2 separate regions of the Homo sapiens genome follow, and region 2 is linked to region 1. A link is an interaction called in ENCODE POLR2A ChIA-PET data of the cell type or tissue named here. Cell type or tissue: OCI-LY7. All regions are shown on one strand. Each heading gives the region's core, and the rest is flanking DNA. Links, peaks and the distances in the headings are about the cores only.

The links. ChIA-PET counts read pairs that join two places held together with the same protein. Peaks named below come from ENCODE experiments on the same cell type or tissue, not always from the same donor. Only the 100,000 strongest peaks of a DNase experiment are listed, where the experiment ranks them.
Region 2: POLR2A ChIA-PET joins it to region 1 with 10 read pairs; 2 of 35 experiments call an interaction of 5 or more read pairs at or near these places.

Annotation. Positions count from the first base shown.
Region 1 is chr7:148,599,051-148,603,158 of GRCh38, forward strand. The region is part of intron 1 of C7orf33 (chromosome 7 open reading frame 33); the gene reads left to right. Among named protein-coding and RNA genes, the nearest start is that of C7orf33, 10 kb to the left of the region's middle. In OCI-LY7, for the core only: no CTCF peak of the experiment used is centred there; no DNase peak of the experiment used is centred there.
Region 2 is chr7:148,710,412-148,714,519 of GRCh38, forward strand. The region is part of intron 1 of CUL1 (cullin 1); the gene reads left to right. Among named protein-coding and RNA genes, the nearest start is that of CUL1, 14 kb to the left of the region's middle. In OCI-LY7, for the core only: no CTCF peak of the experiment used is centred there; DNase peaks (open chromatin) are centred at 970 and 1,550; H3K4me3 peaks cover 1,311 bases; H3K27ac peaks cover 2,193 bases.

The DNA of each region.
Region 1 (4,108 bases), core at 812-3,311:
TGGGGTTTCACCATGTTGGCCAGGCTGGTCTCAAACTCTTGACCTCAAGTGATCCACCCACCTACGCCTCCCAAAGTGCTGGGATTACAGGTATGAGCCACTGCCCCTGGCCAGGAATGAAATTATTGAGCCAGATGCAGAATGGTCTACTTTCTAAATTACGGCAAACTGCTCCCACAGCTTAGTACCTAATATCGTAGTGTTAATTCCTACAAATCTGAAATCTTAAGAAACGGGTCTACCTCAAACATTATAGGGCCTGAGACAAGAACACAAATGAAACCCCTGAACAATATGTCTAAATATGAAAAAGTTTGAAGTCATGTGAATAAACTGTTAAATATCTTCTATCCTCCTACCTTGACAAAAATGCTTTTATAACAACCTGGAAGGCCAGGTTCAAATTTACAATTCTCAGATTTTTTTTTTTTTTTTTTTTTTGAGACGGAGTCTTGCTCTATCGCCCAGGCTGGAGTGCAATGGCATGGTCTCAGCTCACTGCAACCTCCACCTCCCGGGTTCAAGCAATTCTCCTGCCTCCAGCTTCCCAAGTAGCTGGAATTACAGGTGCGCACCATCACGTCCTGCTAATTTTTGTATTTTTAGTAGAGATGGGGTTTCACCATGTTGGTCAGGCTGGTCTCGAAATCCTGACCTCGTGATCCACCCACCTCGGCCTCCCAAAGTGCTGGGATTACAGGCGTGAGCCACCACGCCCAGCCTAGAATTCTCAGATTTCTTAAAGTCCACCCTGGAATGTGGGTGGCTGTGGAGAGCTGGCCCTTGACCTGCAGCACGACTACTCTCTTCCCATCTCCAGCTCTGCCCTGCACCTCAAGGACCTCCTGAGTGTGTTTACAGACACACAGCTTACGCGTCCAAACTCCATCTACACGCCCATAAACAGCCACCCCTTGGCCACTTTGGGAGGACAGGCTGCGTGTAGGAAAGAGCCTCCTCGATCCCTGGAAATGAACTTAGAGCTGCTTAGAGGATTTCACAGCCCATGCCCCGCAGTTTTGTGGTAGGAAAACAGGCTCCAATGGGCACAGCCTCTTGTCTCTGGGTACCTCTAGCCATTTGGGGATGGGAAGAACCAGAGGAGGGTCAGAGTTGAGCCTCTAAAATAGGCCCAGAGCTGGGCGTAGTGGCTCACGCCTGTAATCCCAGCAATTTGGGAAGCCAAGGTGGGCAGATCACTTGAGATCAGGAGTTCAAGACCAGCCTGGCCAATGTGGTGAAACCCCATCTCTACTAAAAATACAAAAAAATTAGCTAGCCATGGTGGCAGGTGCCTGTAATCGCAGCTACTCAGGAGGCTGAGGCAGGAGAATCACTTGAACCAGGGAGGCAGAGGTTGCAGTGAGCTGAGATCATGCTATTGTACTGCAGCCTGGGTGACAGAGCAAGACTCAGTCTCAAAAAACAAAAATGAAAAATGAAATGAAATAAATTAAGCCCAGAGCAGGGACCCCTCTTGCCAGGATATAAGGGCAATACTGGGAACTTTTTACTGTCAATGAGGTTTTCAAATTTTCAATGTTTGTTGTTCATGGTACTCATTAAGATAAAAATTTGTTATGCACCTATATTCATTTCTGCATTTCAATTCTTTATTTTGCCTATATGCATCTTATTTTGTGTTTTCTTTATCCATTTTGCCAGGGTTCTGTCTTATTAATCTTTCAAAGGACCAGCTTTGGGCTTGATTCATCTTTATTTTTCTGCTTTCTCCATTTTATGGACTTCTTTTTTTTTTTTTTTTTTTTTGAGACGGAGTCTCGCTCTGTCACCCAGGCTGGAGAGCAGTGGCGTGATCTCGGCTCACTGCAACCTCCACCTCCCGGGTTGAAGCAATTCTCCTGCCTCAGCCTCCTGAGTAGCTGGGACTACAGGCACACGCCACCACACCCAGCTGATTTTTTGTATTTTTAGTAGAGATGGGGTTTCACCATGTTAGCCAGGATGGTCTCGATCTCCTGACCTCATGATCTGCCCACCTCAGCCTCCCAAAGTGCTGGGATTACAGGTGTGAGCCACCGCGCCCGGCCTTATTGACTTCTTTAAGATCATTCTTTGAGTTCATTTGATTTAACCTTTCTTGTTGCCTAATTTATTTTGAGTGAAGAATTTTTCTCTAAATACTGTTTTGGCGGCTTCCCACCAATTTTAAAAGACGGTGTTTTCATTATTGCCTAGTTCTACATATTTTGTATTTTTATGATTTTTAAATCCTTTTAAAATTTATGATTCTTTAGTAGCAGGTTATTTATTTTCCAAATAAGTGAGCTTTTAAAATTTTTTTTATTTTTTGAGACAGAGTCTCACTCTGTTGCCCAGGCTGAAGTGCAGTGGCACAATCTCGGCTCACCGCAGCCTCCACCTCCTGGGCTCAAGCCATCCTCCCACCTCAGCCTCCCAAGTAGCTAGGACTTCAGGCATGTACCACCACACCTGTCTAAATTTTTGCATTTTTCGTAGAAACAGGGTCTCACCATGTTGCTCATGCTGGTCTTGAACTCCTGGACTCAAGCAATCTGCCTGCCTTGGTCTCCCAAAGTGCTGGGATTATAGGCATGAGCCACCTCGGATGGGCCTTTTTAAGCAACCCACTTGTTATTTGTTATTAGTTTTTAATTTTATTGCAATATGGTTAGAGAACATATTTTTTGTTTGTTTGTTTGTTTTGTGGGGTTTTTGTTTTGTTTTGTTTTAGAAACACGGTCTTGCTCTGTTGCTCAGGCTAGAATACAGTGTTGGAATCATAACTCACTAGAGTCTCGAACTCCTGGGCTCAAGTAATCCTCCCACCTCAGCCTCCTGAGTAGCTACGACTTCAGGCACATGCTCCCATGCCCAGCTGATTTTTTTTATTTTTTGTAGAGACAGGGTCTCACTATGGTACCCAAACTGGTCTCAAACTCCTGGCCTCAAGCGATCCTCCTCCCTCAGCCTGCCAAAGTACTGGGATTACAGGCGTGAGCCACAGCACCCGGCCCAAACTGAGTTTATCTCTAGAATGCTAGAGTGGTTTAGCATTGGAAAATCTATATGAATCTCTCTTTGTCAGTTTATCTAATTGAGATTAAAATTATATGATTTTTCTCAGTTTTTATAGAAAAAGCTTCATAAAATTAGTATTAATTCACCATTAAATTATTTTTTTAATGTGAAAATAAGATAAAGGGCATCTACAGCAACCATTATATTTAATACCAAAATGTTGAAGGCATTATCTCTAAGATTGATAATAATAAGTTAAGGGTGGGTCACGGTGGCTCAGACCTGTAAACCCAGCCACTTCGGGAGGCCAACGCAGGTGGATCACTTGATGTCCGGAGTTCAAGACCAGCCTAGCCAACATAGTGAAACCCCATCTCTACTAAAAATACAAAAACTAGCCAGGCGTGGTGGTGCATCTCTGTAATCCCAGCTACTCGGGGAGGCTGAGACATGAGAATTGCTTGAACCCAGGAGGTGGAGGTTACAATGAGCCAAGATTGTGCCACTGCACTTCAGCCTAGGCAACAGAGCAAGACTTCATCTCAAAAAATAAAAAATAAAAGTCAAGGATTCCTGCTATCAACACTTCTATTCACAATTGTACCAAAAATCCTGGCCAGGGCAGTAAGGCAAGAAAAAGAAACAAAAGTCATAGGAATTGGAAAAGAAAAAACAAAACTGCCTTTATCCACTGATGATGTAATTGTCTGCCTAAAAATTCCAAAAATAATCTAAAGATAAACTGTTGTATTAATTTTAACATTTATCGAAGCTGTTGGATACAAAATAAGTATGTGAACTCAATTACATGTCTATCTACCAGCCAGTTAGAAAAGTAATATATTTTTAAAAGAGTCATCCTTTCCAGATTCCTACAGGATAATGGCTACTTCTTAAGTCTGAAATTCTCCATTTATTCTCCAAAAGGCATAAAGATCAACAAGAAAAGCAAATGAAACCATCCCAAAAAGCCTGTCAACATCATCACAAAGAGAACGCTACAAATGTCCATTTACATGCAAGGAAGGAAATAAAGATACAAAATCAGCAGACCCAGCCCCAGAGCCCACACTGAAGCAGTCAGATGAGAACACACAGAAATGAG
Region 2 (4,108 bases), core at 572-3,071, 110 kb after region 1:
ATACAAAATTAGCCAGGCATGGTGGTGCATGCCTGTAATCCCAGCTACTCAGGAGGCTGAGGCAGGAGAATCGCTTGAACCCGGGAGGCGGAGGTTGTGGCGAGCCGAGATCACGCCACTACATTCCAGCCTGGGCGGACAGAGCGAGACTCCGTCTCAGAAAAAATACGAGCAAATGTAAATGTCTAGAGGCTTACTGCTGTTTCGGAATCATAAGTGAAGCTGATGCTACAGGTTTTACCACATTTTCTCCTTTTTTTTTTTTGGTTGGGGTTTCGCTGTTGTCTCCTAGGCTGGAGTGCAATGGCACGATCTCAGCTCACTGCAACCCCCGCCTTCTGGTTGGTTTTCAAGCAATTCTCCTGCGTCAGCCTCCCAAGTAGCTAGGATTAAAGGCGCCCACCACCATGCCCGGCTAATTTTTTTTGTGTGTTTTTAGTAGGGACGGGTTTCACCATGTTGGTCAGGCTGGTCTCGAACTCCTGACCTCAGGTGATCTGCCCGCCTCGGCCTCCCAAAGTACTGAGATTACAGGCAGGAGCCATCGTGCCCAGCCCACATTTTCTCCTTTATTATAGGTATGGCCAGATTGTTTTGAGACAGAGTGGGAAGCAAAATTTAAAAAGTCCCCTTCCCAAAAGAACCCTGCTTCTTATTGAATGTTGTCATCGAGTTACAGATTTTTGTGAGCTCAGAAGACATACTCAAATCATTGAGAAACTGTTTTTCCAAATTATTTATTCTTGACTGATTTAAATGTACACTTCTGTGCATATATGTTTCTCCTCATACTCTCTCCCCAGTGTCCATAATTTCGGAAAATACTAAAAAGTTCTTAGTACTTGATGTTGTAATAGCTAGTAAGGAAATTTTCAGCAAGATGCTTTTTAGCAAATGCAGCATTGAACATATGTGCAGAGAATGGGGGTGCAAATCTGACAGGTGGAACCACAGGTGCGGTGGGTGACATCACTCACTGTGAGCCTTGAGTGGTTCAGGGACCACGGGGGACATGTGTCAGGAGCATCTTACCAGAAAGAGGTGTCGCTTAACTGTGCCCAGTTCCTTCAGGAGAGCGGTTAAAGTGGTAAATTGTCTTTAAAACAAAAAACATAAAAGCCCTAAATCAAATAAAGAGCACGGTAGCGCCGTTTCTCCTTTTGAACCAGTTTGTAGTGAAACGGGAAGTGTATTTGAAAGTTTGCTCAGCTAGGGAAAATTACTGATCAGAGTTTTCGACTCAGGGTTAAATTATCTTAGTCGAAAGAAAAATAATAGAAAGGGGTGTCTTATTGATGAATAGATTCATGTTCACTTAGTGATACACTAGCTTCCAAAATCTGCTTATTGAGCAGATACTTATTCAAGGCCCCACAATCAACTGCAGGGCAAACGGTTCACCACACATGAGGGAAATTTGGAAATTAGTTGAAGAGGATTGTGGGAACTGTGAATTGAGATTGTTCATCTAAATGGGAGTTAATAGCGTTTGTGGTTGACTAAGGGCATCCTTTACGGAAGTGGACCTCACGTGCACACCTCACTGGGAGAGGGAGAGACCTGCCAGGAGGTGCACATCTGGCCTTCCACGCTTAGTGGCCTGAGGATGTTTCCCTGGGGCACCACTTCCACAGGCCCTCTAAAAGGAGGGCAGAATGGCTTGCTGTTTGTATCTTTGTATTTGTGTTAAGCTGGGTTCTGAAAATACAGTGGTGCCAAGACAGAAGAGAAACTTTTTGGATGCTGATGTGCAGTGAAAGCTCTCCAGTAGCGGCTTTTCCAAAGTCAGTGGGTTTCATACAACAGCATCCCATTCATTCACTAGCAAGAGAGCTAGGAAGTCCTGTGGAGCTGGTGTTTTAAAGTATTCTGTTAAACATGTATTTCATGGTAGAATGAAAGATTCATGTGAATTTTAAGATAGAGTGATATTTCAAGGAAAATTTAACTCTGTCACAGCTTAGGCTGGATCCCCAGGTCTGTCCCGATACAAAGGATTCCTCCACCCTGTGCTGAAAGTTACATTTTGGTGGGAATTTTAGAGAAGTGCCACCTCTGGTGTCATCAGTTATCAAAGGTATTGTGGAGTTTTCAGGTAACGTTAATTTACTTCATTTTGACTTCAAAAATAAGCATGGGTGGTTTAACATTTAAATACTATCTTAGGAATTGCATAGATATTAGAAACCCTTTATAGTAGTGTTAACATGAATAGTAGCAAATGCTTACCGTGTGTCAAGGACTCTGCTAAGCATTTTATTTTCGTAACTCACTTATTCCTCATAGCCACCTTATACAACAGGTACTACAGTATTATCTCTAGTACAGATGATGAAATACAGGCGCAGAAGTTAAGGAATCTGACCAAGCTCACACTGCCAGTGACTTGTGGAGCCAGAACTGTGAAGTTCACAGACATCCCACGCATTTCCATATTAGCTGTTTGCAATTTGTCACTGTGTACTGTCAATCAGTGCCTCTTGAATTATTTCTTTAGTAAAATATTTTTTGTGGGATAACCCAGCACCCACACAGACATAACTGGGAAAAAAAAATGCACTGAGTAATACTTAACCTTGTTACATTCTATGAGCTCTTTTTCTTTATTTGATTTTTTAAAAAGTTCCAGTTCCCTTTTACTAAGTTGGTTTCATGATCTACACAATAATGAATTGCAGCCCTCAGTTTGAAAAGCATGTGTGGTGTAGATGATCATGATCAAATGTAATACCGTTTTTTCTTGCCCTAAAGTGAATGCAAGTACTTGGAAACAAAATACACGCAAGTACCAATCTAGACCATTGAGTAAGCATGATTTAATCTAGGTAATTGAGTAAAAGCATTGTGCTGAAACTGAGAACTGATACTCAGTCCTCAGCAGTTAAAACTAGTTTATTTGGACAAACTGGGCAGTCTTTATAACACCTGTTAAATATAATGTGATTGTGATTTTCTGTAAGTTTTCAGGTTTTCCGGAGCAATTTATACCAGTGACGCTTGTGGCATCTTACTTGGAAGTCATGTAGTAAAATAGGAAGAATATAGATGTTGACTTAATTAAGATTCATTTCTGAATTGAGCAATATTTAAGGCATTTAGTGCTTGTGTGTGGATTTTTTAGGATTTAAAAGGACCTTCCTCTATTACTTATTCAAGTATCAACTCTAAGAGAAAAAAAATTGTTTTCTAATTCCTAAGATGTTTATAGGAGAAAATTCTGTACTTCTGGGTAATGATATGTGAGAATTCTTGTAATTACAAAATGTGTGTATTTGAAGGAATGAATTAAATTAGCATGTGTGTGTATTTTATATTATATATATATTTTTTGAGATGGAGTCTCATTCTGTCGCCTAGGCTAGAGTGCAGTGGTGCAATCTCGGCTCACTGCAACCTCCACCTTCTGGGTTCAAGTGATTCTCCTGCTTCAGCCTCCCAAGTAGCTGTGACTACAGGTGTGTGCCACCACACCAGGCAAATTTTTGTATTTTTAGTAGAGATGGGGTTTCACCATGTTGGCCAGGTCTTGAACTCCTGACCTCAGGTGATCCACCTGCCTCGGCCTCCCAAAGTTCTGGGATTACAGGCGTGAGCCACCACGCCTGGCTGCATGTGTGTATATTTATATAATTAGAAGGACAAAGATTGATCACAACGAGAAGCCTGCTATATCCATTTAGTAAAACTTTGAGGCTCTACTAATTTATTCTTTATAGCAATTCTGAGAAGTCGGTATTTTGGTGTTTAATTCCCACTCCCAGCTTTATTAAGGTATAATTGACAAAACATAATAGCATGCAACCTGATGATTTGATATATGTACGCTGCACATCATGAAATGATTAAATCAAGTTAATTATATCCATCACCTCACATACTTAACATTTTTTTGTGGTAAGAACTTTTAAGATGTACTATAAGCAGTTTTTTCTCTTTTGTTTTGCTTTTAAGCAATTTTCAGTTTTCAAAATACAGTACATTATTATTAACTGGAGTCACCATGCTGGGTGCTGGATCTCCTGAGCTTATTCCTCCTATCTAACTGAGACTTCGCACCTTTGACCAGTATCTCCCCATCCCCCTCCTTGGTGCTTGATTTTTTAAGGAA